4 separate regions of the Homo sapiens genome follow, and regions 1, 3 and 4 are each linked to region 2. A link is an interaction called in ENCODE POLR2A ChIA-PET data of the cell type or tissue named here. Cell type or tissue: CD4-positive, alpha-beta T cell. All regions are shown on one strand. Each heading gives the region's core, and the rest is flanking DNA. Links, peaks and the distances in the headings are about the cores only. Region 1 overlaps SUSD3 (sushi domain containing 3). Region 2 overlaps FGD3 (FYVE, RhoGEF and PH domain containing 3). Region 3 overlaps NINJ1 (ninjurin 1). Region 4 overlaps CARD19 (caspase recruitment domain family member 19).

Region 1 (7,519 bases), core at 1,017-6,016, 55 kb before region 2:
ACAGGCCTGCAGTACAAATAACCCCTCTGGGAGTGAAGCTGGGAGAATAAGAAATTAGTCTTTTTTTTTTTTTTTTTGAGACAGAGTTTCATTCTTGTTGCCCAGGCTGGAGTGCAATGGCGCCATCTCAGCTCACTGCAACCTCCGCCTCCCGGGTTCAAGCGATTCTCCTGTTTCAGCCTCCCAAGAAGCTGGGATTACAGGTGCATGCCTCCATGCCCAGCTAATCTTTGTACTTTTAGTAGAGACATGGTTTCATCATTGGTCAGGCTGGTTTCACACTCCTTACCTCAGGTGATCAGCCTGCCTTGGCCTCCCAAAGCGCTGGGATTACAGGCGTGAGCCACTGTGCCCGACCAAAATTAGTCACCTTTTATAAAATTGCTTTGACAAGTGATTGGGTTAAAGGTGACTGTGATGCTTGAACCCAGGAGGCGGAGGTTGCAGTGAGCCCAGATCGCACCACTGCACTCCAGCCTGGGCGATAGAGTAAGACCTTGTCTCAGAAAAAAAAAAAAAAGGTGACTGTGATGGTCGTAAAGTGTGTCTGCCAATTCTCTTCTCACCAGTCAACACTCTTCCCACCTAGCAGTGGAGTCCAACTCTCTGCCCCTTGATTAGAAGGCAGCCTTGACTCCCAGTGAACAGACACAGCATGACTTCCGAGGCTGGGATCTGAAAGGCAAAATGGCCTCCACCTGGTGCTCACATTGCAACTCCACCTTGAACGCCGGCTGCCATGTTGTGAGGAAGCCCAGGCCACATGAGGCTGCCATGTGGGGGTGCTATGGCTGTGAAATAAAATCTTAAGCCCCACTGACTGACTGAATGGACCTGTCTTGGCCAAGGAGAACTGCCCATGACTAAGACAGGTCAGTCATGCCTCAGTACACTCCTTCCTTGCTAACCAATACCAGATTTTTTTCTTCAGAGTTAAACAGAAACTAGCTCTGAAAACAAACAAACAAACAAACAAAAAAAGGGAAGTCTCCTCTGCTGACTCTAACATCAACCAACCACTGTTACCTTTGTATTTTTCAGTATTAGAAATAATTATTTAGCTGGGCACGGTGGCTCACGCCTGTAATCCCTGCACTTTGGGAGGCCGAAGCAGGTGGATCACAAGGTCAGGAGATCGAGACATCCTGGCTAACACGGTGAAACCCCATCTCTACTAAAAATACAAAAAATTAGGTGGGCGTGGTGGTGGGCACCTGTAGTCCCAGCTACTCAGGAGGCTGAGGCAGGAGAATCGCTTGAACCTGGAAGCGGAGCTTGCAGTGAGCAGAGATTGCACCACTGCACTCCAACCTGGGCGACAGAGTGAGACTCTGTCTCAAAAAAAAAAGAAATAATTATTTAGTTTTACTTCATACCCCTCAACTGCACTTTTACAGACAACAGATGCAGAACCCTCCATGGGTCCTTGCTTGGAAGCAGTACATCCTGTGGAGGAAGATGCTGAGGTAGTTTTCTGTAGTTGCTGAAAAGAAGTTTATTGCTATTTTCTTATTTTATTATACAAAACTAGATTTGCTTAAAACATTTCCCAGTCTCTTTAAAGGAATGCTAGTTAGTGGGAGGCCACAGCTAGTAAATTACCCTCAGTAGTGGTTTCAAGTAGTCCATAACTATAAAAATCGTTACGGCCAGGATATGCCGGAACAGAACACTCCCCACTGGGGTCCTCAGCCTTGGATGTCAGCTCGGCCCCTCAAGGGGTCCCTACACCTGGAAGCTGATTCCACTCATCAGTCTCGAGCTGGGCGCATGTGGAGTTGATGTGGAGTTGTAGCTGACTGGCTGGTGGGGTCAGCCTGGCCTCCCAGTGTGGAGCATGGGCACCAGCCTCACTGCGTGGTCACCCTAGGGCATATGCTGCGGGCTGTTGTGGCATTCCTGTGGCCAGCCCAGAGGCAGGCAGGGGCTGTCTGGGGTTTGCCATGTGCACCATCACCTGGGCTTGGGGTGAGCTGGAGGAGCCACTGAGGCTTAGAGCTCTGGGGATCCCAGGGTCCTTGTCCACGCTGCGGGTCACACTGGCCAGCTTGCTGGTGCTCTCACCATGGTCTCTGTGGAGAGAGGAGGCATGAGTTGGCAAAAGAGTGTGGATAGGGTTTAATCCCCAACTCCATACCTTCCCAGGTACCCAGGCCCTCCAGTGGGCCTGGGGCAACTGCTGCCCTGAGCACTGGGGAGCCCGTTTCCTCCTGCTGGGAGCTGCCCTGCACCCTAAGGTGCACAGAGGTCACTCCATCTCCCTGCCGGGCCCTGTTGGCAAGTGGGTCCTTCATCTACACAACCAGGGCGTGGCCCAGGAGTCAGACACTTGCCCCCCTAAGGTGTGGGAAGGGACTTCCTGGGGCTCATTCAGAGTGTGCAGAAACCACCAGGAACCCAGCTGTCTGGCCAGGGCCTGGGATGTCCCAGGCAGAGAAGGGATGCTGGGGAGCAGGAGGTCAAGGGGAGGACATCTTCCCTCCTGCCAGGCCTGCCTCTTTGGTAGCCAGGAGCTGGATCACCCACCTGCTCCACCCTCAGTACTCTTGTGGCTCTCTACTCCCCCAGATACAAACCAAGCCATTCCCCAGGCTGACCAGACCCTGGCCCTGTCCCATCTCCAGCCTCCACACACACACTGGCCTCTGCTCCATGTGGGCTGCCTGGCGGCTCCCACCTCCAGCCCTTTGCATGTCCTCTCCTCCCCTCAGAGGCTGTCTCTCTCCCCTCCCAAAGCAGGCTCTCTTAGTCCTTTCACTTCCGGCATCACCTCTTCCAGGAAGCCTTCCTGGATCACGGCTCCCACCCACAACTAATTCTCAGAAAAACTCTAGTAAGTAGTAGGAATTAAGAAATGATCTGCTTATGCAATGAGTAAGTGAAAGCATCAATAACTGGTGGAGACGAAAGGCAGCTTCGGGGAGGCAGGAGCCAGACTGACTCCACCCAGCCTCACTTACTGGTTGTGTGGGAGTCTACACAAGTTTCTTAACCTGCCTAGTTCTTCACCTGGAAAACGGGATAAAAGTAGTACCCACCCCTAGGTGAAAAGAGTTAATATTTGGAAGAGTTCAGAACAGTGCCTGGCACATTGCAAGTGCTGAGAAGTACTTATGAAATAAAAACAAGGTCAAGAGGCAAACCTCACCTTGCTAAAGGCAATTTACCACCTATGGAGGCAGCCTGGGCCCTGCCTGAGGGGTGGGCAGCCCCAGCACAGGCATATCCCGAGGATCCTGCCTGGGAGCCCGGGGCCCAGGGCTGGGGACTCAGGGAACTCTGCCTCCATCGGCTTTGTAGCCCTGGGCAGGACCCGCCTTCTCTGAGTCCCCATGAAGCTGGGCTGAGTGCTCGAGGTCTCCATGTGTGAGAGAGCTCCGGGAAGGGGCTCTGCCCTAAGGGTCCCCCTCCCAATCCCCCTCAGCCTCACCACCACTTCCTGCCTCTTGAGCTGACTGTCAGAGTGGCCCCTAAGCCGGCCTCCTCCAGCCTCTCACGGCCCTGTCAGGGTGCCTCCCTCCCGCCCTGGCTCTCTCACTCCCCAGAGGGGGTGAACACAGCCCTGTACACAGATCTGTGGCCACTCTTGGACGGGACGCACACGTCCGACCACACACTGCACAAGTTCCCGCAGTGTAAGAGGCAGGGTCTGTGGCGCTGGGACCAGGCAGAAGTGTGGCCCCAAACAGCACCCCTGGGAGCCCCTCGGCATCATGCTCTGGCCAGCAAAGCCCCTGCGGCAGCGGCAGCAGCTGTGGCTGCCATCATCCTGGACACCATGTTGCCTTGAGAGGCAATTGTTCCTTCCCCCATTCCATGGGCACTTTCCCAGTTATGACACAGGATGATCTGGTCCCAGTGCTGTAATGGGGAGTGGGGATCACAGGTGGGGCAATGGAGGAGCTCTGAAAGTGGCTTTGGATATCTCACTACCCAAAAGGAAAGGCATTAGCCACCATGGCCCCAACAAAACTAAAATAAAAAGGAAAGGGGGTCAGGCACGGTGGCTCACGCCTGTAATCCCAGCACTTTGGGAGGCCGAGGTGGGCAGATCACGAGGTGAGGAGATCGAGACCATCCTGGCTAACACAGTGAAACCCTGTCTCTACTAAAAATACAAAAAATTAGCTGGGCATGGTGGCGGACACCTGTGGTCCCAGCTACTTGGGAGGCTGAGGCAGGAGAATGGTGTGAACCCGGGAGGCGGAGCTTGCAGTGAGCCGAGATCGCGCCACTGAACTCCAGCCTGGACGACAGAGCAAGACTCCGCCTCAAAAAAAAAAAAAAAAAAAAAAAAAGGAAAGAGGCCTAAAAAATGTACAGCCAATTGATGGGTCAGGTGCCCTCCCACAACACATGGAGCAAAACATTTGGAGGTAATTCAGCAGAGAAAACAGAAAATGACTCATGCCAGCAATGGCACTGGTGAGCCAAGGCTGGAGAAAACATTCTTCCTCGACATTCATCAAAGAAATGCTGACGGAAACTACCCACACAACTTGTAGCTACTGTAAGAAACAAATGATAAACAAATGGTCAGCACTCAGTGATGATGCAGTTACCAGAAAAATATGGCCACATTCACTTGTACCAGAGCTCCCAGGGAAAGAATGTGGTCATAAAATATTCAGACTGTTGGGCCTAAACAATCGATTCCTAGGATCAGCCCCAAGAGTTGTGGTCTTGAAAAAGAAAAACAGCACTAAGCAAAAAGACACTGACCACGCCTGACCACTCAACAGGGGAGGGTCTAGCAGATATTGGAAGCTTTGGAATAATGGGCTGCTGTAAGGAATGATAGCCTGGAGGCCTCAGACCACCATGGTGACCTGGAACGTGTTGCTAAGTGCAGAAGTATCAATGGCAGCATTTCGGCTACATCCTTGTTGATGTAATACACACTTGAAGCGTCAGGAAAGGAGACAGAAAGGTGAATTCCTTCCCTGCAGGTGTTGGCCAGACCCAGCACGGTGTGTGTAACCCAGGGCCACAGAGACCACCATCTCCTGTGCCTCAGTTTCCCCATCTGCATAAGGTCGTAAGAGTGGCAACGACAGTAACAGCCAGTATTCAATGAGCTCTCACCCTGGGCCTGGCGAGAGAGGCACACACCCGGACTCAGGTAACCTCAACAACTTGAAAGGGTGAGCGCTACTGCAATCCTCACTTTACAGGTGAGGAAACCGAGGCATGGAGCTGTTAGTCATACAGTGAGGCCATGAGGGCTGGGACCAAGTGCACTGCAGCCTCGAAAGACTCCAGCAGGAGGGCCTGAAGGAAGGGAACACAAGCTCAATGATGTCGTCTGGATGCCCGCCCAGACCCCGGTGTCTAAGCGCTGTTCTCCACCCACAGAAACAGGGCTCCCAGAGCAGTGGCCAACCGCAGAGATGGGCACAGAAAGCATGAGATGGGCCTGGAACATCTTGTGCAAGGCAGGAAGCACTCACAGACTGATGGGGATGGATCAGAAGGACACAGGCCATGGCTTGGCAGAGCTCCTACTGCCAAGAACTGGAGCCCACAAAAAGTGTGCTTGAAAATAATGTGGGGGAAGGGGCATGAATGAGGTTGCCTGGCTTAGCTGGTGACCATGAGAATGGGAGGCAGGGACAGGAGATCTGTGACAATATTCTACTTTTGTGTATTTGTGAACTTTTCCCAAAATAAAAGTTTCAGAAAAGAATATTCATGAGTTCATGTGATGCTAAAACAACAAAACAAAATCAAAAGAAAGGAAAGAAAAAAACAGCTCATCCTCATCCCTGATAGAAGGAATGTCAGAAGTGCAACAGAATTAACAAAGTCACCATTCTGTAATGCCCAAGGCAAGAGCGGATCTGGCAGGATCAGCCTTGCACGCTGAGACCACAAGTCAGAGGCCGCTGAGACAGTGGAGGGACACTTGCAGAGCCCCTTCCTCAGGCTCTGACAGTGGAGGGACCTGGGGGGCTTCGCCTCAGCCAAGAGACCCCATTCCATGTGGCCCGTGGGGGCAGCCTGGCCCATGTCTGTGATCTGCACATGTAGCCCTGCACCAGAAATGCAGAGCCGGGCCTGGTCACACAGAAACACCAGACAGACGCAGACAGGAGCCTCTGCATGCGACCACTGGCCTGGAACCCTCAGAAGACTATGCCATGAAAAACTGAAGGCCCATACCAGTTTAAGGAGCCCAGAGACCTGGTGGCTGAGTGCTGCGTGTGATTATGGACATTCTCCACTCAACAGGCCACGTGCAATCAATATTAGATTTCTGTTAGTTTTGTTTTTTTTTTTTTTTTTTTTTTGAGACGGAGTCTCGCTCTGTCGCCCAGGCTGGAGTGCGGTGGCACAACCTTGGCTCACTACAAGCTCCGCCTCCTGGGTTCAAGTGATTCTCCTGTCTCTGCCTCCCAAGTAGCTGGGATTAAAGGCACACTCCGCCACACCCAGGTAATGTTTGTGTTTTTAGTAGAGACGGGATTTCACCATGTTGGCCTCGAACTCCTGACCTCAGGTGATCCTCCCACCTCAGCCTCCCAAACTGCTGGGATTACAGGTGTGAGCCACCAAGCCTGGCCAATCAGTATTAAATTTCTGGACTCAGAAAAAGAATGTCCTTATATTGGTTCAGGGCAAAAAAATGTATGTGTGTATTAAGAGAGAGAGAAAGGAGAGGGACAGAGCACGGGAGGGAGAGCAAGTGACTGCAGCTCAGTGCAGAGCCCTGCTGGGTGTAGGTGGAGGGAACACAGGTGTGTAGAAGCTTCAGCTTCCCTGGAGGGTGGACCCTCCAGATGAAAACACTGCTGGGGGCAGTTCTGAGTCCTAGAATGTCAGAGTCAGGACAGAGTGCTACAAGGACCACCAGCCTCTTGTTTTAGAGATGGGAGTTAAGGTTCTGGGTGGGCTAGGCGTGTGGGAGCAGCAGGCTCTCAGCGTGTGGGAGCAGCAGGTGGCCCGGGGCCTGACCAAGCTGGACCCCTTGTCCCCCAGCATGTCCCCTACCCAGACCCGGGCTCACGTGGTGAAGCTGTGGTTGTCGTGCGCCTGGCTGGGCCCGCTCACGGGTTTGTTGAAGTGCTTGAGGCCAAGGTATGCGGCCTGCACCGTCTCCAAGTCCTCATCTTTCAGCTGGGACCACAGCTGGGCTGACCTGGAGGAGAGTTTGGGAGGAAGGACTCTGAGCATGCAGGTGTATCCCTGACGGTGGTGGAAACAGGCTCCATGTAGGCCCAGGGCACCGTCTGCAGGACCAGTGCAGGCTGGCAAACCTCTCAAAGAGCTGGGCAGTGGATGTTTTTGGTGTGGTGAGACACATGATTTCTCCCACAGCTAAACTCTGCAATTGCAGCCCAAAAGTAGCCACACACCAGTAGACAATGAACATGGCTGTGTTCCAATAAAACTTTACTTACAAATACAGGTGGTGGAAAGTTCTAGGGCTGGACAGTGCTAATGGCTGCACTACATCGTGAACATACTTAATGCTACTGAACTGTAGACGTTAAAAAGGTTAAGTTTTGGCCAGGCGCAG
Region 2 (7,519 bases), core at 1,724-6,723:
GTACCCACAAGAACTGAAAGGAGGATCTGAAGGGATGTTTGTACATTCATGTCCATAGCAGCGTTATTCACAATAGCCAAAAGCTGGAAGCAACCCGTGTCCATCGGCAGATGAATGGATGAAGTTGTCATGGTCTGTCTGTACAGTGGAATGTGATTCAGATGCATGGGTGGAGCATGGGAATTTAGCCAAGGAGTGCTCCTCAGTGACTTTTCCAGAGCTTTTCCTACCCTGGACACTCCCAGCAGGCCCCTTTGTGCCCCCTCCTCTGGCCCCTGCAGCTGCATCCCATCGGTGGTCCTGTCTCTCTCTGCCTCGGTCTCCCTCCCTCTGCTGGATCCTTTTCCCAGCACAAAGAGGCTCCTGCTGTCTCAGGGCCACCCACACCCACTTCTGCATCTGCTTCTCCTGTTCCATCCTGCCCCACGTACTGAATGTTGCAGAGGACTTGGAGGTCCTTGTTCAAACCTTGGGAAATTCTAGTTTGAACCTAAACCTGCAGGCACTGGCTGCTAAGGGACCATGGCACTCAAACACTGAGCTCATATCGCAGGTCTCAGGAGCCACAGCAGAGGGGAGATTGCTCTTTTCAAGTAGATGGAAGGCACCCTCTTCTGGAGTCCTCCTTTTATGAGCATTTTATTTTTGGAATTTCTCTTTTCTCTATCACTTCTTGTGTGAGGAAGCAGGAATACCGGGCAAACCAAGGCAATGAAAGCCAAGCTAAGCCCCAGCAGGCTGACACGGAGATGCAGTGATGTCACTGAGGGCACCGAGCCACCTCTGCTGGGGAAGTCCAGGTTGGCCATGAGGACGCTCACTCCAAGGAAGATTAATGGAGGCTGCAGCTTCTGATCCTGAGTAGTCACAAAGCCTGAAGCCTGGAGCTGAGCAGGGACCTGGGCATGTATTCTGAGGATGGCTCTTAAAGCAACAGATTCTCTCCTCAGGTCTGATGGGGAAACCAGGTTTGAGTTAAATCCCCCAATTCTAGAGTACAAACTGGGTCCCAAACTGAGAGTTCTTTAAGAGGCACAGATCACATTTCCCACTTGCCTGCCCATCCATCCTCTACCATACATTCATCCATCCATCATCCATCCATCCATCATCCCTTCATCCACCCATCCATCCATCCATCCACCCATTCATTATCCACTCATTCATTCATCCATCCATCCAACCATTCATCTATCCACCCATACTTCCGTATGCCATCCAACTATTCGTCTGTTCATCCATCCATCCATCCATCAATTCTCCAGTCATCCATTTATACTTCCTATATATCCACTTCCATTCATACTTCCATATGCCATTTATCTAACTACCCACCTATCCATCCATCCCCTCATCCATCCATCCACGCATCCATCTACCTATTGATACACCCACCTCTCCAACCACTCATCCATTCATCCATCCTTCTACCCACCCACCCATCCATCATCCATCCTTCCAAGGACTCATCTACTTATTCCCCCCCCCCTGCTGCCCCCCCGCCATGTGGCAAAGGTATGACAAGCAACATCAACCGCTTCAGGCACAGGTTGCTGGTGCCCTTTGGAAAAACACCTCCAAAGCATTCTGTGCTGAGATCCAGTTGCTAACACAGATTCAACTTTAATCTCTTAACCTAAAGATACTTAAATGATCAGTTCCTTCCTCAGGGATACTTTTACATTCAACATTAAGCATTGAATTTTCTCCATTCTCAGGAGAAAGGGCTTTGGAGTGAGGGGAATGGAGATGGTGTGCAGCTGGGGCGCCAGTCGGAGGCATTGCCTCATCACATGGGCCCACCAGGCCTTCAGCACCACTGGAGCGCTGGGGCAAAGGCCAGCAGTAGGAGCTTCCAGCACAGCCACACCCTTCACCCGTCTCCAATACACCTTGCAAGGAATGAGGACTATCATCTCCTTGTTCTCAAGGTCACCCAGCTAGGGGTTCTCTGGTTCCAAATCCAGCACTTTTTCAACCACAAGTAGTGTTTGTTGAACACCAGAGCTGACCAGAGAAAAGTGATTTGATTCTACTTCGGACAGGACAGTTTTGCACTCAAGGGTATCTATATCCATGAGCCAGGATCAGGAAGCCCTTCCGTGCAGGGCTGGTGTGCATGGCTGGTGTGCTGCTGGTGAGGACTCAGCTGCTCTGTCAGAGCAGAGGACAGGGTGGCCTCCTGTCCCTGTCCCCCTCTCCCGGGACTCACCGCCCCACACAGCTTGCAGTGATGCCTCCTCTTGGTGATGGAGTTGAAGGTCTCACCACAGCTCTTACAGCTCTGCTTCTCCTTGTCACGTCTGGTCTTAGAGGATAGTTTTCTGGGCTCGAGCTATAAGGAGGCAAATAGATGCCATCAGCTTCTGAATCATGTGTGCACCCTACCCCACACGGCAGTGGAGTGGCAGCTCTCGTGACTGTAAAAGCCACACAGGCTCAAGGCAAAAAGTGGAACATGCAGAAGGGAATGAAGTGAAGAGCCAAGTCAGCCACGTCTCTCTTCCCTCCCTCACCTCCCAGCGGCTGCCTGTGCCCATGGCACCGAGTAAAGATTTTAAGTGGATCAAGATCTTCATGTTTGGAACAACTTGGCCAATGACTTTATCTGGTGCATCTGAGAAACTATTGAAAGGAGCCACAGCTGGAGGAACACAGCACTTACTAGGGTGGGCAGTGGGCAGCACAGCCATGGCCTGCAGCCCTGGGGACGGGGGCATCCCTGTCTGCAACTGGAGCCGTGTGGCCATGCGCCTGCTCTATACTGGGCACCGCGGGCCACACCCTCCAGGCACGCCACATGGATGAATATAGGTGTGCACCCACATGCCTGAGTGTGCAGACAAGCATGGCAACATTTTAGGGGGAGGCTGGACGCAGTGGCTCATGCCTGTAATCCCAGCACTTTGGGAGGCTGAGGTGGGCAGATCACTTGAGGTCAGGAGTTTGAGACCAGCCTGGCCAACATGGTGAAACTCCACCTCTACTAAAAAATATACAAAAAATAGCCGGGCATGGTAGTGGTAGTGGGTGCCTGTAATCCCAGCTACTCGGGAGGCTGAGGCAGGAGAATTGCTTCAACCCAGGAGGCGGAGGTTGGTTGCAGTGATGCAGTGAACTGAGATCCCGCCATTGCACCCCAGCCTGGGCTATAGAGCGAGATTCTGTCTCAAAAAAAAAAAAAAAAAAAAAAAAAAAAAAAAAAAAAAAAAACTGTGAGGACATGTGAGGAAGCCATGAAGAGCTGAGGCCAGGGTCAGGGGCTGTACCCTCCTCTGTCTCCTGTGCCTGAACTGCCTACAGAGGAGGGTGGTGTGGAGGCTGGAGCAGGTGTAGCCTGGGGCTGCCCAGTCCAGCCTTGGTTTCCCTGTCTGATTATGAACAGTGCCAGGTGGAGAGACCCCAGTCTCCTGCCTCCTGTCAGCCCTGCAACCCTGGATGACTCACCTCTCCTTTCTGAGCCTCAGTTTCCTCACCTGTAAAATGGGATGGGTGACTGGTCCCTGGGTCGTAAGCCTCATCACAGTACATAAAACCCCGACTGCGTTTGGCAAGTTGCTAATTACCGTTTCCTGTTACAATAGCCTGCAACCCCTGGAAAGGCCCCATCATTTGATGAAATAACTTCCTGGGCTTTTGAAGCTTGGTCCACACCCAGCATTTCCTCTCTGGGGAGGAGGTGCCTCCCTTGAGACACTTTGTTATGGGTGCCGAAACCACTGTTAAGAAGACTTTAGGAAAAGGCAAAGATATGTATCGAGTTCCCCAGGATGTCAGAGCTGGAACTGCCACTAGAAATGTTTATCTCAACCTCTCCAGTCAGGGAAACTGAAGCCTGCAGGTGTTTTTCTTTCTTTTTTTTTTTTTTTCCTGTTTAAAAGAAAACTACCTAAAATAAGCTTACCATTACTGTAGCTGAGCAGAATAAAAAGAGGTCTGGGATATGCTTTAAAATATTACAGAAAATTGGGGTGTGTGTGTGTGTGTGTGCGTGTGTGTGTGTGTGTGTGTCGGGGCTAGGGGCTGAGGGGCCATAAGAACAGCACCAGGCTGAGGTTTCTGGAGCTGGGGAGGGATACTCATTGCGGTTATCCCCACTTGTATGGGTCCAAAACTGCCTTAGGAAAATGCTAAACAACATACGCTTAAAAAAAGTTTAACATAAACTCTTCAGGTTTAAGGAGAAGGAGGCCCAGGCGCAGTGGCTCGCACATGTAATTCCAGCACTTTGGGAGGCTGAGGCGGGAGGGTTGCTTGAGGCCAGAAGTTCGAGACCAATCTGGGCGACATAGTGAGACCCCGTCTCAACAAAAATCCAAAAAATTAGCTGATGTGGTGGCACGTGCCTGTAGTCCCAGATATTTGGGGGGCTTAGGTAGGAGGATCGCTTGAGCCTGGGAGGTCAAGGCTACAGTGAGTTGTGATCACACCATTGCACTCCAGCCTGGAGAGCACAGCAAGATCCCAACTCAAAAAAAAAAAAAAAAAAAAAAGAAAGAAAGAAAAAGATGAACTGAACTGGTTGGGGGTGAAGAAGCAAGAAAGGGGTGGCTCAGATTGGGCATAAGCATTGGAGGCTGTGATGGGCTGAACTATGTCCCCCCAAATTCGTATGTTGAAAATATAATTCCCAGTAACTCTGAATGTGACTATATTTGGAGACAGGGCCTTTAAAGAGACATTAAGTTAAAATGAGGTCTCAGGTTGGGCCCTGATTCAATCTTACTGGTGTCTTTATAAGAAGAGATGAGGACACAGAGACACAGAGGGAAGACCATGTGTGGAAACAAGGAGGAAACTGACATCTCCAAGCCAAGGTGAGGCCTCAGGATAAACCAACCCTACCCACACCTTGATCTCAGACTTCAGCCTCAGGTAGTATTTTGTTCTGGCAGCCCCAACAAACTGACACCAGTGCCTCTGTGCAAATTCTGGCCGGGCACTTCCAGCTGTGTGGCCTGGTTTGTGGTCCCCGTTCATTGGCCCACCTGCAGGTCCCCCCAGCACCTGTCCTGCTTGGCACAGGAGCCCAAGGGCAGGGCTGGCTTGAGGGTGACAGGGACTCTCACTCGCTGTGCTGCAGCCCCCGGCACCTCTGTTGAATGGGCCTTGCTCCAAAGACACAGGTGAGGCGGCCTGGGCTCCCTCTGCAGTTTCTCTCACACCCAAGACCACAGTGGGGGCTCCAAGCACACTAGGTGGGGAATGGGCATCACTGACCTGGCGGCAAAAACCTCTTCTCCAGGTGGGCACCCAGAGAGGCTGGGAAGTGGGAGTGATTAGTGGAAGGGCAGCCCCGATGTGCACCTCAGCCCAGAACTGCCTGCTCTTGACCCCGGAAGGGGGACCCTGGCCACGGCACCCAGGGGCAGCACTGCATGGTAGCTGAGAACAACACAGGGCGTGCCCATGGGGCAGGGGGCAGCAGGGGCTGAAGGAGCAAAGAACAACCATGTGGGAGGACAGGTACCTGCGGGGCTGGGTGCACAGCAAGAGCTTGGCCTCTGAGGACCAGTGGGACCGGGTCCCAGTGAAGGGACAGAGGACAATTCTGGAAGCAGTGAGTGTGGCTCAGGGCTGAGGCAGTGCCGGGAGTCCCACTGGCTTCCTTTATCTGGCAAATCTTCCCAGCTATGGAACTGAGCTGAGCACTTGGGGTGGGTCCTGGCCCTGCACCAGCTCCCATGGAGCTGAGGTCCGCAGCCCGTCGAGGCCAACCCTCCAGCTCCCATCATCAAGGTGTGGCTGAATTTGTAGGCATGACGCAGTAGCTGAGAGGCAAGAGGCCCACCTGAGTAGCGAGGGATGCTCTCTCGGCCATGCACACGCCCCTTTGTGAATGAAGTTACCACGCAGGTTGACCCAAAAAAGGGAGCTCAGGTTTTCGTTGTGGATGTCGGGATATCAGAAAAGCTGGGCCCAAGTCTCTCCAGGAACATGGAGAACTGTGGCTTCCTCAGTATCTGACCGAGTGACTTCACCCCCAAAGCGCCCAAAACACACCAGCGTTGACCCAGAAAGTGGTCTCCACCAAGGGCCAACGGGGCTGCCCCCTCCAGCATTTTTTCTTGAGCAAATTGAGCTGCACATCCAGGAACGGGGGGCACAGCTGAGTTACACAGAATTGGAGCCCAGTAAGAGGCCCTGATGAAACCGAGTCAGTTTCATCAGCTGCTTGAAATGACCCAGCAGGGGACACAGGCTGTGAGGCGCAGGCACTGCCTGGGGCTATTCCAACAGGAGGGTGGCCAGGCTGAGGCCTGATGCCTCTGCTCCAGCCCTGCCCTGGAGCCCCGAGGGTGGACACAGGGCGTGGCCTCGTCCCAGGAGGGGCAGTGCCTGAGAAGAGGCCCTGGCACTGGCCTGTCAAGGGTGCCCTTAGATGCCTCGCTGGCTCCTTGGAGGGGTTCGTGTGTCACCCATGGTGGGTCTGAGGCCCTAAGAGACCTTTTGGATTCTGACATTTTGTGTTTCTGTTAAGAGCAACTCCACGCTTGCCCATCAGGGAAGGCTTTGAATTCTGCAAGGCCCCTTGCAAAACTTCCTGGCTTGGGTGTAGCTTCTCCTAGGAAAGGGGCTTACAGGGACTATACCACTGAAGAAATTGGGCTCAGGAAGTAAGTTGAAGTTTGGTATACTGTAGCAAAAATCACTGTTGTTGATGAGAGAATGAACTTGCTTTTGAGTGCTTTGTAAAACGCACACTGAGCTCACCTCCATCACACCACATTCACCCTGTGCAGCTTGACACAGACACTGAGCTGTCCCAGCTCCTACCCTAGTCTCAACTCTGCTGTTTTTGCTCACAGGAAGACACCAGTGAGGAACACAGGGCCAGGCCAGGCCACATCCACTGTTCGTAGGGAGGCCCTGGGCTGGAGCTGAGGTCTGTGGTTGTTTGGTGGTCTGTCGTGGGCCCAGCTCTGGCTTGGTGTGGGTAAGGGACAGAGACAAGAGACCAGAACTGGAATTGTGACCCTGAGTACCTGGCTCCCCAGGCTGCTGCAGAACCTGAGGCAGCTGAACCCTGGGCCAGGGGAAGTAAAGGGAGTGGGGCAGGCGGTGCTGTCCACCCAGCTGGGCGCACCCATCGAGGCACAGCGGGTCTGCTGGCCACAGCCTGGTCCAGCAGATGCCCGGACACTGACTGAGGCCCTGAGCCCCAATTACCTTCTCGCCTGTGACGGAGGCAGGCGGCCAATAGGGGCATTGCCTGTGTGGCCAGCAGCGCCTGACAGCTTCTCTGATCTCTCTGCCCAGAGCCAAGTGAGGCTCAAGAGGCGGCATTTGCTCAAAGCCCTGCTCCAAGGCCATCTCCAAGCTGTGTCTTCCCACAAGTTAAAACATTTTAAACAATGGCCTTGCAGGTTCTTCCAGCTAGAACATTCTCCTGTCAGGGCACCAACCCGGGGGTTAGACTCCCCAGGACCCTGTCCCACACTCAGACGCCCTGTGTGGATCCCCTCAGCCAGGCCTGGGCTCCTGCTGTTCCTACAACCCGCCCAGGTCCTGCCCACCC
Region 3 (7,519 bases), core at 1,372-6,371, 99 kb before region 2:
GCAAGCCTGGTTCATATCCCACTTCTGTGCCAGCCCCTCCTGCCTGAGCTGAGGATGCTCACTGAAGTGGCCCTAGGACCGACCGTGTGGCCCAGCCCCAACATGTGCAGCCTGCAGTGGGGAGGCCGACCGTCCACAGAAGGTTGCATGAGGAGCCAGCCACGCCCCTACACAGAGCTGACCTCCTCACCAAGCCTCCCTCCTAGCTTTCAGAGGAAATATATCTGGCCTGGCCCCAGGCCCCGAGTGCTGCTGAGGTTCTGGGAATCTATTAACCAGGGTGTTTATTCCCTGCCCTGCCCAAGCCATGGGCACTGGTCTCAGCAGGGCTTAGCTCCTGGCAGCTCCTGCTGGCTGGTCAGGACCACAGGGCTCCCTCACCTGTGGTAGCTGGGTCCCCCGGCCACCCTCAGGCCCATCCCAAGATAGAGGCAAGTGCCCAGGACTGGGGGAGAGTGGGATCGTCCTCCCTGGGACCCTCCTGTGTGGTGGTCAGCTCAGGGCTCCAAGGCCCAGAGTACCAAGGTTAGGGACAGGGAAGCAGACTGTCCCTGCTGCCCTCCCCTCCACATGATGCTCCCAATGTGGCCTGCTGCCTGGGGTGGTTGCCAGCTATGCTGTATCCTGGGGCAGCCCTATGCTTTGGGACACACAGTCCTGGGAGATGGCTCTGGGAAAACCTCCTCTGAGCTGCAATCTGCTGGTCTGTAGAATGGGAGAGGAACACAGCCTCTCCCTTGGTAAGCAGGAGTTTCCCAGGTGCAACCCTAGATATACGGAGGGGGAGACTGAGGCCAACGGAGGGGGAGCTTGCGTCAGGGCCACGGGCTGGGCTGTGGTGAGCCAGGGCTTGACCTGCATGCAGAAGCTTCCCTAGCTGCAGGTTGGACAGGAAGCAGATGGCCGGATGGGCTGGAAGTGCCCTTCACCAGCAGGGGTGCATGGTCAGGGCATTTGCTGGCCACTCGGGGCTCAGAGGCCATCCTGGGGCATCTGCTCCACAGCCTCGTGGTACACATGGAAGACTGAGGCACAAAGTGGGGCTAGTTGTCCGGACACAGCTGGAGCCTGAAGCAGGGAGCCATTGAGAGTTCAGCCCCTAAGGGACAATGGCATCAGCTACCAGAGCTTCTGAGCCCCGGGGCCTGGGTTCAAATCCTAGCCAAGCCCTCACTTGCTATGTGGCTTTGGGTAAGGAACCGCCTTTGCTGGGCTTCAGTTTACCCACCTTAAGTGGGCATGAGGACAGCAGGGGCACAGGCTCCTCGTGGCTGGGGGTGCTGAGAGCTGAGGCTTGGGGAGCTGGAGGCTCTGCGCGGATGGTGCTTTTTAATGGATCTGAGTGTTCCTCGTGACTGCATGGCTGTGAAATATTTAAATGGTTCTGCAGAGCTCAGAAAAAAAGGGAATTCTTCCTCCTGCCCAGAGGCCAACACAGTTAGCCTGGGCTTGTGTGTCTGTTTATGTACGTGTGCATATGTATGTATGTGCATGTGTATTTGTGTGTGCGTATTGTGTGCACATGTGTGTCTCACGTCTATGTGTGTCTTTCTGGGGGATGTGTGTTTCTGTGCTTTTGTGACTAGGAACACGCACATATATGTGTAGATGCCCCCAGAAGGTGGAAATCCTCACGGGGTCTGCACTTGGCCTTCTCCCAGCACCAAGTCCTGGGATGGAGACCCGAATGAGCATAAGGGTGGCCTTGAAGGAAGGCACTTTGGCACTTGAGGTTTGTGAAACTTAGGAGCACATGCCCACTGTGGCCAGCAGCCCCTGGGACACTGCACCTTGCGGAGCACACGTGTGATGGGGTGTGGCCCACTGGGCAGCTTCGCAAGAGCAGAACTGGAGACGACCTCAGTGCCAGGCACAGGCCCTTGTGTCCGGGCTGTCCTCACCCAGACCCTGGGCAGCCTGGGAGGAAGCCCCTAAGTGGACAGTGGTGGGACAGGGACACACAGTCCTGGGAGGTGGCTCTGGGCAAACCTCCTCCAAGCTGCAATCTGCTGGTCTGTAGAATGGGAGAGGAACACAGCCTCTCACTTGGTGAGTGCCCTGGCTGTGCTGGGGCCTGGGGGAATCCCAGGGAGTGCAGCGTCAGGCCCAGGGTGGGAGAGGCAAAGTAGACACCCCATAGAGGCTTCGGGGTATGCATGGAGTGACCCGAGAGCACACCAGGGCCCCAGGGACAGCGCTGCTGGGTGGCCCAGGTAAAGGCGGCTGTCCCTGTGCGCACATGTGTCCACGTGAACTTGCTACTTAGAGAGCAGCTGATGCTGAAGGCAGGTTGTTGGAATTCCCAGGCCCAGGTGTAAGCAGCAGAGCCCACCAGTGTCCCCTGACGCCCACTCTCTTCCTCCTGGGCACATAATTTTAGATGAAACTGAAAAACACGCAGCATGAAAGCAAGGCCCCTGCCCTCTGCTGGTTCTGTATTGGCTGCCTCGTGTATTTTTCCAGCCTGCAGAAAGTCGAGGCCTGGATGGATACCATGTCCGCCCCTCCCTGTGGCCCTGCGGCACCCCGGCCTCCCGGCCTGCATCTTTCATGAGTCTGGAAACAGGATCTCCCAGAGAGGGCCCCAGGAGGTTGGCTGCCAGCAGTGGGTTCTCACAGCTGCCTCCAAGCAGGTGACCAGTCCTGGGAGGCTGTGGTCTAGGGCCTGGCAACTCAGGGGCGCCTGTGGACAAAGGGCCGGGCCAAGGGGCTGGCAGGTTTGTCCTGAGTGACTGAAGAGGGCCCCACCAGGGCAGCTTGAGAGGGGCAGACTCTTGCTCCAGAGAAAGAGGAAGTTTGGTACTTAGCTTGGAATGAAGGGCCAGCCCTAGAGAGGACCTTCCTGTGGCAGGAGAGAGGGCCATGTCCTGCCAGGGGAAGTCCTGGGAGGCTTCCTGGAAGCAGTGGCCTCTGTGTGGGGCCTTGGAGCTTGAGAGTGTCTGGCACCAGGGAAAGGCATTGGGGGCTTCGAGAGAACTGCAGGGGGCCCTGACCAGATAGGCCCCTAAGGCAAAGAGGATTCCATCAGAACTCGCATTCCCATTTTATTACTCTGGGAAGTAATGTGGAAGCTAAGCTCCACTGTATGTCGTATGCTGAGGCATCTGTTGAGCCTCTGCTGTGTCGGGGCCGGGCTCTGGGTGGCCCACCTCAGTGAAGTCTTGCTGCTAATGGCCGAATAGTTCTGCAAGGCCTGTGCTGAGGCCTGGAGGCGAGTGGCCTGTTGGGCCCCAAGGCTGGGAGGTTGGGAGGTGGCAGGGGCGATCTCTGCCCTTAGGTCCGGCCCAGGAGGACTTGCTTCTTGCCTGGGCCGGTGTGCACAGATCTGTCCGCCCACACGTCACTTCCTTTCCTGGCATCAGGAGCTCAGACTCTGAGGGGAGGGGGAGAGGAGGCCGGGGGCACAGACCGGTAGGGGCAGGCAGGGAGGAGCAGCCCCGCCTATGGCAGGAGTGGGAGGATCGGGCAATGCTTTCCAGTGGAAAATCAGAGTGCGTGTGCTAAGGTTGCTATGTCGTTTCCTTTCTCTCCAGGACCGTATTCCTAGGGGAGGTTTTATAAAGGCTGAGCACATGCTCGCAGCCTCTCCTTAGGGTAATAAGCACTTCTGTCTGAGCACTTACCAGGGGTGGGGGCAAGGGAAGCCCTCACCTGCAGGGCCCGGTGACCCCCAGAGCCCGACTCAGGCACAGCCCTTGCCCCCCTCCCCCACCCGCCTTGCTGACCATTCCCCTCCCTGCAGCCGGCCCGCTGGGGCTGGAGGCACGGGCCCATCAACGTGAACCATTACGCCAGCAAGAAGAGCGCAGCCGAGAGCATGCTGGACATCGCGCTGCTGATGGCCAACGCGTCCCAGCTGAAGGCCGTCGTGGAACAGGGCCCCAGCTTCGCCTTCTATGTGCCCCTGGTGGTCCTCATCTCCATCTCCCTTGTGCTGCAGATCGGCGTGGGGGTGCTGCTCATCTTCCTTGGTAGGTCCCCAGGTGGGGGCAGCCAGGCCACCTGCTCACCTTGCTGGCATCTGCTCGCATCGCCTGGGACAGGTGCCCACCACCTTGCACACTTGGCTCTCAAGGAGCTGCCGAGTTCCTGGCCCTCATCACCCAGACATGCAGTCCAGGAAGTGGCACCCCCCCTCCCCCCACCCTGCACTTTGGTTTTTGTTTTGTTTTGTTTTGTTTTTTGAAACAAGGTCCCCCTCTGTCACCCAGGCTGGAATGCAGTGGCGCAGTCTCGGCTCACTGCAAGCTGCATCTCCTGGGCTCAAGCGATCCTCCCACCTCAGCCCCCAAAGTAACTGGGATTACAGGCGCTCATCACCATGCCCGGCTAATTTTTGTATTTTTTGTAGAGATGAGGTTACGCCATGTTGCCCAGTCGAATTTTTGAGCTCAAGTGATCCAACAGCCTCAGTCTCCCAAAATACTGGGATTACAGGCATGAGTCACCACGCTCAGCCTTGTTTTGTTTTGTTTTGTTTTGTTTTTGAAACCGGGTCTTGCTGTGTCTTGATCACAGCTCACTGCAGTCTCAACCTCCCAGGCTCAAGCGAGCCTTCTGCCTCAGCCTCCCAGGTAGGCTGGACCACAGCTATATGCCATCATGCCAGCTAATTTTTTTATTTTTGGTAGACACGGGGTCTTGCTATGCTGCCCAGGCTGGTCTCAAACTCCTGGGCTCACGTGATCCTCCTGTCTCGGCCTCCCAAAGTGCTGGGATTACAGGTATGAACCACTGTGCCTGGCCCCACCCTGCACTTTGAAAGAGCACAGAGTGGGGTCAGGGCCTGGCCTGTGGGCATTAGGGCAGGTGTTTCACCGGGTTCTTGTTGACCCATGCCATGAGATGGCCTCAGTCATGCCAGTCCTACCTTCTGGGCCCAGGGTCCCCTTCATGGCTGCGTAACCTTGGGCAAGTGGCTGAACCTCCCGGGCCTCACTTATAAAACAGGCATCATAATAGAACTGCAGCTTGTGGCAGGAATCACTAGATTAAGGCACGCAAAGGGCTCAGTGCATTTGCCCAAACCTGGCCTTTGGTTGACGTCCATAGCTTCAATTCGTATAAGGAAAATATGGGGGCTACAGAAGGTGGGGTCATAGACCGTGGGGTTGCCCAAGCCAGGGGCGCTGTTGTCCATGTTTCAGCAAAACAGATGTATTTTTCTCTGGGCGACAAAACTCATCCTAAATGCGACTGAGAGCCCTGTAATGTCCCAGGACAGCTTGACCGCTGGGGTGGGTCCCCTTCCACTGTCCCAGGCTGGGGCGCTGCGTCTGGGCTGCCCTTGGCACCATCCACTCCTCTCTCGCCCACAGTCAAGTACGACCTTAACAACCCGGCCAAGCACGCCAAGCTGGACTTCCTCAACAACCTGGCCACGGGCCTGGTGTTCATCATCGTGGTAGTCAACATCTTCATCACGGCCTTCGGGGTCCAGAAGCCCTTGATGGACATGGCACCCCAGCAGTAGGACACCCAGGTGAGCTGGGAGATGGGGCGCGAGGCCTGCAGTCCTGGGGTTGCTCGCTGTTGGAGGCTCTTGCAGTGTGGTGAGTCCCTGGCCGGCCAGCCTTGGACACCTTCCTAGGCCATGGGCATCCTCGTCCACACCTACAAGGCCAATGCCTGGCCACTGCCTTGAGGCCAGCCCTGCCACTGGTGCTGGCCACCTGGGGTCCTGTGGTCACAGTGTTTAGATGGAATGTGTGTAGGAGCCACCATTTGAACATCCTGGAGAACTCACTTAAACGTAAGATTTCTATACATTCAGAATGTCTGTCCGATAAAAAAAAAAAGATTTCTGGGTCAGGCGCGGTGGCTCATGCCGGTAATCCCAGCACTTTGGGAGGCTGAGGCGGGCAGATCACTTGAGGTCAGGAGTTCGAGACCAGCCTCGCCAACAGGGTGAAACCCCGTCTCTACTAAAAATACAAAAAGTGGCCAGGCATGGTGGCACATCCCTGTAGTCCCAGCTACTCAGGAGGCTGAGGCAGGAGAATCGCTTGAACCCAGGAGGCAGAGGTTGCAGTGAGCTAAGATCGTACTACTGCACTCCAGCCTGAGCGACAGAGTGAGACTCTGTCTCAAAAAACACCCAAAACCCAAAGATTTCCGGCTTCTCTTGATAAGTCAGGGGCTCTGCACCCCTTATCAGCTCCACTTAGCAGGTGAAGCTTCCTCCCAGCCCTCGTCTGAGAAAAAGGGACCTTGGTATGACCGCCTGCCTGACATGCCCACCTCACTGTGCCACTCTGACCAGGACGGTGGGATTCAGGATCTTGTCACGTGGAGCCCTTGTGACTCTTCAAGTCTGCCCCTTGCCGGGCCTCGCAGAATCTGTTAGCTGCCTGCCTTAGGCTGGACCCTGGCTGTGTGCAGGATGCAGACTGAGGCTGTCTCTACAGGACGAGGCACCCAGTGTAGGAAGACTTCTCACACCACATACAGCCTCTCCCTGTGTCCTTGCTCAGAGAGGGTGAGCGTCTGCCCAGTGACACAGCCTGGGAGCAGGATCCACAGGAAGGCCTGGGATGCAGCCATGGCCAGGGCCACATGGTGCACACACTACAGTCCATGCAGCCAGGCCAGGGCCACACACCACAGTCCCCGCGACCTTAGGCCTAGGGGTCACCCCTCCGGTTTGTAGCAGAGGTGGAGGTGAGTTGCTAAGGGAGGGGTGGGCACTCCTGGCAGGTGGCCATCTCTCCACCAGTGGTGGCCCATGGCAGAGTAGACAGGAGCAGTGCTCTTGGGGCAGAGCGCCTGTGTGTCAAGGATATATAAAAATTTCCCCAGGCCAGGCACGGTGGCTCACACCTGTAATCCCAGCACTTTGGGTGGCTGAGGCAAGCGGATCACCTGAGGTCGGGAGCTTGAGACCAGCCTGACCAACATGGAGATACCGTGTCTCTGCTAAAAATACAAAATTAGCCAGGCGTGATGGCGCATGCCTGTAATCCCAGCTACTCAGGAGGGTGAGGCAGGAGAATCGCTTGAACCTGGAAGGTGGAGATTGCAGTGAACTGAGATCACGCCATTGCACTCCAGCCTGGGCAACAGTATGAGACTCCATCTCGGGAAAAAAAAAAAATTCCCCAAGAGGGCATAGTGAGGATGAGGTGGGGCGCTGGGGCCAGCAGCTGGGTTGGGAGCACCCTGCATCCACCTGGCCTCACCCCTCCCCACACGGGGGCCAACGAGTGACCGCTGCTCGTAGTGGCCCATGGCCTCTCAAGCTCCCCTACCACACCCAAGGCCATTCCCCCAGTGGGATCACGCCAGCCCCCAATGTCCCGGCCGTGGAGCCTGAAGTCACCCTCCTGAAAGGACCTGGATCTGGGCGGCCCCATGTGGGGTCCGAGTCACTGTCCAGATGCTGCCTCCAGTTTGTAGTTAAGTTGTCCTCTTCCAGAACACCTAGATGTCAGCTGCTCCCTGGCTTGGGCATGTGGCCAGGCCATTTATTAATCACCTGCTGTGTGTGCTGAATGCAGTCCCTAACTCTCCCAAGCATGAG
Region 4 (7,519 bases), core at 299-5,298, 81 kb before region 2:
TTACTCAGCTCGCCGCTCTGGCTGCCCGAGTCTAGCTCTGTGCAATCTGAGTTCTCTGGAAACAAAACCACAGAGCATAGTTAGTCAACGGGCAGGGCCGGAGGGCAAGGTAGTCACCCCGCAGGAAGCCCAAGGTTGCTGCTGCCTCCTGGGGCCGCCAGGCCGAACCAGGCTGTGGCACCTGAGGCTAGCCCTCCTCAGGGAACTATGCACAGTCTGGGTCTTCTCCTCTGCTCCAACTCCTGGACGGGCCTAAAGGCACCCGGGAGCCACAGAAGGTGCTCTACCTCCAGTGGGGCCAAGGCTTGGCCCTGCCTGGTTTTGAAAGCCCCCTGTGGCATACTCGTGGCTGGGGAGGGAGAGCCAGTCCCACCTGCAGGGCTGGGCCTCCCCTCGAGCTCTCCCCGCCCACCGTCTGCACTGTGTTCTGTGAGGCGTGGGGAGGCCTCCAGGGGGTCAGAGACCACAGCCCAGTAGCCTGGGACAAGCCGCCCAGTCCCTCTGGTCTCTGTCCTGTTGTCTAAGGGCCAAGGGGCAGTAGCCCCTCCTCCAGGGGCCCTGAGCACAGAGGCGTCAGATCAGAGTTGCCATCTTCAACTTGATATGCCCCCCACATCCCAGCAGCTCTGTGGGCCCAGGCTACTGGCATCCACATGACTCCCAGGGCCTGAGTCCACACTGCCTGAGGACAGGAGCCTCAAAACTGAAATGCACGTGCTTCGGACCAGCCATCCGTGCCTGACAATGTCCTATGGAAACACCCACACGTGTGCAGATCGCTGCAATGAAAGGGTCCGTCATGGGGTTGGGTAATTCCAGCTGGGACCGCCTAGGAGCGCCATGCAGCTGTGGGAACAAGGTTGCTGTCCACACAGACATGAAGGGATCCCCGTGGAATGAGGTTAGAAAAGGAAGGGCAAGAGTGGACGTATAAGATGCCCCATGCTGTGTGAAAACTGCCATGAGAGAGAGACGGAGGAAGGGGGAGAAAGTGGGAGACAGAGACCAACATCTGCACTGCCTGTGCCTGCCACACTCTCCCCTCGGGGCCAGAGGGTGGCCTCTGGGGAGGGGCTGAGGCGAGAGGGGATGCCAGGCCTGGGCTGCAGCAGACTTGGGTGGTCATGGAGGACATCCATGCCATCAACGGCAGGCTGGGGTGCCCTCCCCGGGCCAGCACCAAGCATGCATGGTTGGTGATGTGGAACTTACGCAGAGCGTGGCGGCTGGGCAGGCGGCTGTGCAGGGGCTGGGCATGGATATACAGGGCTCGGTAGAACTCCTGGCAGTCCCGCTCACCGCTCCGCTGCAGGTGGCTCAGGAGGTCACAGAGCCGCACACGCAAGGATGCCTTGGGGTTCCGGAACTGAGGGTACAAGGGGGTGCCAGGGAAGATCAGGCCAGGGGGGCTGGCTGTGGGTCAGGGCAGGGCACCAAGGTCAGGCCCCCAGCCTCAGCTTCCCTGTTGGGTGTCAGGACACCTGCTGGATGGCAGCTCCTGTGACAACCTGCCCCTTACCCACACCACATAGTGCCTGGCATTGCCTCTGTCACAGGCATCACTGCTACTCCTCATACTCCCTGTGGGGTGGGAGGTTGGGAAACAGGCTGGGAGTGGTCACAAAGAAAGCATGGGGCTGGCAAGGTGCGGTGGCTCATGCCTGTAATCCCAGCACTTTGGGAGGCTGAGGCAGGCAGATCACGAGGTCAGGAGATCGAGACCATCCTGGCTAATACGGTGAAACCCCCGACTCTATTAAAAATACAAAAAACTTAGCCGGGTGTGGTGGTGGGCACCTGTAGTCCCAGCTACTCGGGAGGCTGAGGCAGGAGAATGGTGTGAACCCGGGAGGCGGAGCTTGCAGTGAGCTAAGATCGTGCCACTGCACTCCAGCCTGGGCGACAGAGCAAGACTCCATCTCGAAAAAAAGAAAGCACAGGGCTGGTGACATCATTCCAAGTGTTGGGACATAGTGTGGCTTCCTGTGTGACCTTAGCCAGCTACTCCACCCCTCAGAGACTTGGTTTCTTCATTTGTAAAAAAGGGATAATGAACCCTCATGGTAGGCTGTGACAGGGAATTAATGAAGTGATGGTATAAGTGCTAACTTCTGTTATTTTTCAGTCTACAGAATGTGATTCAAGTTTTAAAAAAGTAAGTTGAAGCCAGGCACAATGGCTCATGCCTATAATCCCAGCACTTTGGGAGGCTGAGGCAGGCGGATCAGGAGTTCCAGGTCAGGAGTTTGACACCAGCCTGGCCAACACGGTGAAACCCCATCTCTACTAAAAGTACAAAAAATTGACTGGGCATGATGGTGCATGTTTAATCCCAGCTTCTTGGGAGGCTGAGGCCAGAGGATTGCTTGAAACTGGGAGGCAGAGGTTGCACTGAGCCGAGATCATGCCACTGCACTCCAGCCTGGGCGACAGAGACTCCATCTCAAAGAAAAAAAAAAAAAGACAGAAGTATTGGCTCTTTTGATGTGTATGACAGAGAAATGTGTGGTTCTCAAGGTCAGTGGACAGGCCACTGGGCCTTGACCTCCAGGACCTGGAGTCTGTGGCCTGGTGCTGCCACCTGGTGGCAGCATATCATTCTACATGGCCACAGGGAACTGGAGTTAAACCATGGCAGTGTGAAAATGGCAGGCAGATGGGTGGCAGGAGCTGTGGTGTCTGTGAGGAAGGAATATGTGCTTTTTCTTGTATAAACGTCTTAAACTTTCTAAACTTTTTAAAAGTGAACATGCATTAGACTTCAATTGCAATAATAAGAGATTTGGATTTGAGCTCCTAACTTTTAAAATTACTGTACCACCTTCAAAACGGAAGAAGCACCTGAGCCAGTAGCAGGGCCCGTGTTGACTCCTGTTCTGTTGTGGGCCAACCTCATTGTTCCAGGAGATGCCCCAACCCTCAGGATAGCCCTGCACGTGGCACCTGTCAAGGAACAGGTGGCTCAGTGGGGGCGCCAGAGCCACAGATGTGGGTAGGGTCGGCAGGGTGTGGCTAACTCTCTCATCCAATGTCCCCTCAGGGCCACCTGGCACTGGGGTGATGGAGCAGAACAGACCTCCCAAGACAGAGCCCAGGAATTGCATCTTAAATGCCATCTCCAGCAGAGCCACCCTGGTGTGCCCAGCTCTGCAGCTCTGAGAGGCCAGGGCCATGTGACAGAGTGACAGCCACTGGCCCTGGGCACTTTCCCAAATAATAGGATGAACTCAAGATGTGGCCTGACACTCCTGAAATGAGTGGCCCTGGGCAAGTGGCTGCCTCTTGAGCCTTCGGACCACCTCTGTGAGATGGGGTGATGAGCGTGGCTGCCCACAGGGCTGCAGGGCCATCTGGCGACAAGGGCTCTCGGGCAGGCGTTTACCCGGCTCAGCTCAGTCAGTCCTCACCACACCTGCCAGGCAGGGGCTCTCGGTGTCCACTCCACACATGGGGGAGGCTGGGGTTCTGAGGGGACCAGCCCGCTCAGCACTGCTGAGAGGGGCAGACTGGGGCGCGGCTGTGGGGTGAGTCAGCATCTGCCTTCCTAGAAGCTCAGCTGCCTACCTGTGACATGCTGGGCTTTCCAGCCTCGTACAGTAATATAGAAATTAGAGAAAAGGAAGCAATTGTTTGCCCGCTTTGAACCTTCGGAAGATGCAGAGTGCAAAGCCCTGTGGCACTGGGGTGGGCCGGGCCCATTATCTGTTCCCCATCCCACTTCGGCTCTCCCTCTGCCTCCTCCCTCCTCACCCCTCCCTCCTGCCCTCTTTCTCGCCTCCCTCCGTATCTTATACTGTTGTGTGCTTCATGTATTGTCACATGTTATCTCCTGTAACCTCCCAGCAACTCGGGAAGGGGACAGCAGACCCAATGACATATGAAGAAACCGAGGCACAGAGAGCTGATGTTCCGAGCCTGGTTGGGCTCACCCCAAAGGGCCAGTTTGTAGCTCAGGCAGCCTTAGTAGCCAGGTCCAGATGTGTCACCTCTGAATCCTGACATACCTAGTGTGTCATCCCATGAGAGAATGACCCAGGGCTGGTCACCAGCTTCTCCCAGCCCAGAAAGGAAGGGAAACTGAGCAGTGTCTCGGGTACCCCCCTCACCTCCTCAGCACCTTTTCCGCCTCCTTGTTGGTAAGGATCTGTGGGTAGTAACGGTTCAGCTGGAGGATGATCCTGTCCACCTGCTGCTCACTCAAGCGCCCATGGCCTGTCAGGAAAGGCGTGTCCTGCACCAGGCGGTCACAATAGGTCTGATCTAAAACAGATAGCACAGGGTCATGAGCCAGCACAGCCCAAGGGGACCAGAGACGACAGCCTCGTACTGACACTGACCACAGGAAGGCATCACCCCCAAGGTGGGTTCCCACCAGGAGGGTGAACCTGCAGAATCACAGCCATCCCAGCCTGTGTGGTGCGCATTGCCCAGCTGAGAGCTGCCCCTGGCCTGCCAACCTGCCTCTCCAGAAGATGGAAGTGAGGGGTTGCGGTGGAAACCCACTTTCACAGAGCTTATCACAGAAAACAAACTCAGAGGGGCGAAGAATCTACTTTTCATGGGCCACCTGCAGGGCCATCAGGAAATAGCTCAGTTCTGGGGAAGGTACAGGTGGCACAGGTGGCTCAGAATGCCCAGGGCCAGGCACGGTGGCTCAGACCAGTTGTGATGGCTCACACCCGTAATACCAACATTTTGGGAGGCTGAGGTGGGTGGATCACTTGAGCTCAGGAGTTCGAGATCAAGAATGCCCAGATGTGCGCTCTGCAGATCTTCACAGTGGCACAGATACAGGGACACAGGGCTCAGGGTGGCCTGTGCTGGGATCACCATGGGACACAGTGTGTCTGCAAGGCCTTAAGAAGCTTCTACCAACAATAAACCAGTGAGTTCTCCCAGAGGGCTAGAAATGCTTTTCATTTGCCTTTTTTTTTTCCAGAATCACCATTAAAATATCATTTTACCACCTTTTCCATTAAGAATGTTTCTTAGAATGGCAGATGTTTAAGGCTGAGCGGTGGAGTGATGACGGAAGGGCATGGAGAGGATGGGGCACAGGACCCCCACAGGGACTGAACAAGTGCATCACCCTACATACTTGTGGCAGCTTGTCCTGTTTCCCCATGTACACAAAGAAAATATTTATAGAATATAACACAAAAGAAACTGAGAAGGGACTCTAAATGTGTTACTATAAAATATCAACAAAACACAAAAGAAGGCAGTAATAGAATAAATGAGGGTCAAAAAAGCTACAAGACATACAGGAAACAAATAGCAAAATGGCAGTAGTAATACATTCCTTATCAGCAATTACTTCAAATGCAAATAGGTTAAACTTTGTTTTTTTTTTTTTGTTTTTTTTTGAGATAGAGTCTTGCTCTGTCACCCAAGCTGGAGTGCAGTGGCCCAATCTCGGCTCACTGCAACCTCTGCCTCCTGGGTTCAAGCAATTCTTCCTGGGATTACAGGCATGTGCCACAACACCCAGCTGGTTTTTGTATTTTTTTTTTTTTTTTAGTAGAGACAGGGTTTCACCATGTTGGCCAGGCTGGTGTCAAACTCCTGACCTCAGGTGATCTGCCTACCTCAGCCTCCCAAAGTGCTGGGAATACAGGTGTAAGCCACCACACCCAGCCAAATTTTCCTATCAAAAGGCATAGATTGGCAGAGTGGATTTTTAAAATATGATACAACTAAGTGCTGTCTACAAAAGACTCACTTTAGATCTAAAGACACAAAGAAGTTGAAAATGAAAGGATGTAAAAAAAACCCATACAAATAGTAAACAAAAGAGAGATGAGGTAACTATACTAATATCAGACAAAATAGACTATAAGTCAAAAACGATTAGAAGAGATTAAAAAGTACATTATGTATTAATAAAAGGATAAATTCATCAATAATATGTAACAGTTATAAACATATATGCACCAAATATCAGAGCTTCAAAATATATGAAGCAAACACTGGCAGAATTGAAGGGAGAAATAGATATCTCTATAATAATATTTGGAGACTTCAAAACACCACTTTCAGTAAGAGACAGAACCACTAGACAGAAGATAAATGAGGAAACAGGACTTCAACAACACCGTAAGCCAATTATACCTGGCAGACATACACAGAACACTCCATACCACAATAAAGAAGAGATATTTTTATCAAGTGCACATGAAACATTCCCCAAGATAGGCCACAAAACAAGTTTGTAGCCACAAAATAAGCTTTAATATATTCAAAAAGGTTGAAATCATATAAAAAATATTTTCTGATCACATAGAATGAAACCAGAAATCAATAATAGAAAACTAAAAAAACTCACAAATATGTGAAAATTAAACAGCCAATGGGGCCAGGCATGGTGGCTCACACCTGTAATCACAGCACTTTGGGAAGCTAAGGCAGGCAGATCACTTGAGGCCAGAAGTTTGAGACCAGCCTGGCCAACATGGCAAAACCCCATCTCTACTAAAAATACAAAACTTAGCCGGGCATGTTGGCGCACGCTTGTAATCCCAGCTACCTGGGAGGCTGAGGCACGAGAAATCCTTGAACCTGGGAGGTGGAGGTTGTAGTGAGCTGAATTTGTGCCACTGCACTCCAGCATGGGTGACAGAGCAAGACTCTGTCTCAAACAAACAAACAAAAAACCAATGGGTCAAAAGAGAAATCATGAGGTAAATTAGGAGGTAACATGAGAAAGGCAGAAACACACACACACACACACACACACGCACACACACACGCGCGTGCACACACACACACACACCTTACACCGCGCTAAAACCTAAGGGATGCAGCAAAAACAATGCTGAGAGGGAAAATTATAGTTGCAAATGCATATATTAAAAAAATCTTAAATCAGTAACCTAACATTACACCTTAAGGAATGAGAAAAGGAAAAAGTAAAGACCAGAGAGCTTGAAGAGCAAACTAAACCCAAAGCTCACAGAAGGAAGGATATAATCAAGATTAGAGTGAAGACAAATGAAATAGAGAATCGAAAAACAGTGGAGAAAAATCAAGAAAACCAAAGTTGATTCTTTGATAACATCAATAAAACTGACAAAACTAGCTAGACTGACAAAGAAAAAGAAGACTCAAATTACTAGTATCAGGAATAAAAGTAGGACATTACCATGAACTTTACAGAAATAAAAAGGAATATAAGAGAATACTATGAACATTTGTATACCAATAAATTGGATAACGTAAATAAAATGAAAACATTCCTAAAAACACAATCTACCAAAACGGAACTGTGAAGAAATAGAAAATCTGACCAATAACTAGTAAGATTAAATCAGTAATCAAAAATGTCCCAAGAAAGAAAAGCTCAGGACCAGATAGCTTTGCTGGTTAATTCTACCATATATTTAAAGAAGAACTAATATAGCTTTGCTGGTTAATTCTACCATACATTTAAAGAAGAACTAATACCAATCCTTCTCAAACTTACAAAAAAAACTGAAGACGAGAGAACACTTCATAACTAATTCTATGAGGTCAGCTTTAC

What was found. ChIA-PET counts read pairs that join two places held together with the same protein. Peaks named below come from ENCODE experiments on the same cell type or tissue, not always from the same donor. Only the 100,000 strongest peaks of a DNase experiment are listed, where the experiment ranks them.
Region 1: POLR2A ChIA-PET joins it to region 2 with 11 read pairs; 12 of 35 experiments call an interaction of 5 or more read pairs at or near these places.
Region 3: POLR2A ChIA-PET joins it to region 2 with 16 read pairs; 7 of 35 experiments call an interaction of 5 or more read pairs at or near these places.
Region 4: POLR2A ChIA-PET joins it to region 2 with 12 read pairs; 10 of 35 experiments call an interaction of 5 or more read pairs at or near these places.

What each region holds. Positions count from the first base shown.
Region 1 is chr9:93,079,090-93,086,608 of GRCh38, reverse strand. It overlaps SUSD3 (sushi domain containing 3), which reads right to left. Exons shown (of 5, transcript NM_145006.4): 4 at 7,007-7,138; 5 at 1,476-2,072. The coding sequence ends at 1,862. Among named protein-coding and RNA genes, the nearest start is that of CARD19, 13 kb to the left of the region's middle. RefSeq lists an enhancer at 3,454-4,082. In CD4-positive, alpha-beta T cell, for the core only: no CTCF peak of the experiment used is centred there; no DNase peak of the experiment used is centred there; H3K27ac peaks cover 2,133 bases.
Region 2 is chr9:93,024,690-93,032,208 of GRCh38, reverse strand. It overlaps FGD3 (FYVE, RhoGEF and PH domain containing 3), which reads right to left. Exons shown (of 18, transcript NM_001083536.2): 15 at 2,213-2,335. Among named protein-coding and RNA genes, the nearest start is that of SUSD3, 30 kb to the left of the region's middle. RefSeq lists enhancers at 2,183-2,682, 2,683-3,184, 6,291-7,082, 7,083-7,519. In CD4-positive, alpha-beta T cell, for the core only: no CTCF peak of the experiment used is centred there; a DNase peak (open chromatin) is centred at 3,638; H3K4me3 peaks cover 2,022 bases; H3K27ac peaks cover 4,943 bases.
Region 3 is chr9:93,122,862-93,130,380 of GRCh38, reverse strand. NINJ1 (ninjurin 1) reads left to right here. Exons shown (of 4, transcript NM_004148.4): 2 at 3,743-3,971; 3 at 5,319-5,482. The coding sequence ends at 5,473. Among named protein-coding and RNA genes, the nearest start is that of NINJ1, 7.6 kb to the left of the region's middle. RefSeq lists enhancers at 2,230-2,289, 3,047-3,698 and a silencer at 5,303-5,467. In CD4-positive, alpha-beta T cell, for the core only: no CTCF peak of the experiment used is centred there; DNase peaks (open chromatin) are centred at 1,930, 3,310 and 4,120.
Region 4 is chr9:93,104,415-93,111,933 of GRCh38, reverse strand. CARD19 (caspase recruitment domain family member 19) reads right to left here. Exons shown (of 6, transcript NM_032310.5): 2 at 4,118-4,260; 3 at 1,213-1,366; 4 at 1-55. Among named protein-coding and RNA genes, the nearest start is that of CARD19, 12 kb to the right of the region's middle. RefSeq lists enhancers at 3,352-3,501, 3,929-4,429. In CD4-positive, alpha-beta T cell, for the core only: CTCF peaks have their summits at 2,323 and 2,523; DNase peaks (open chromatin) are centred at 1,973, 2,583 and 3,303.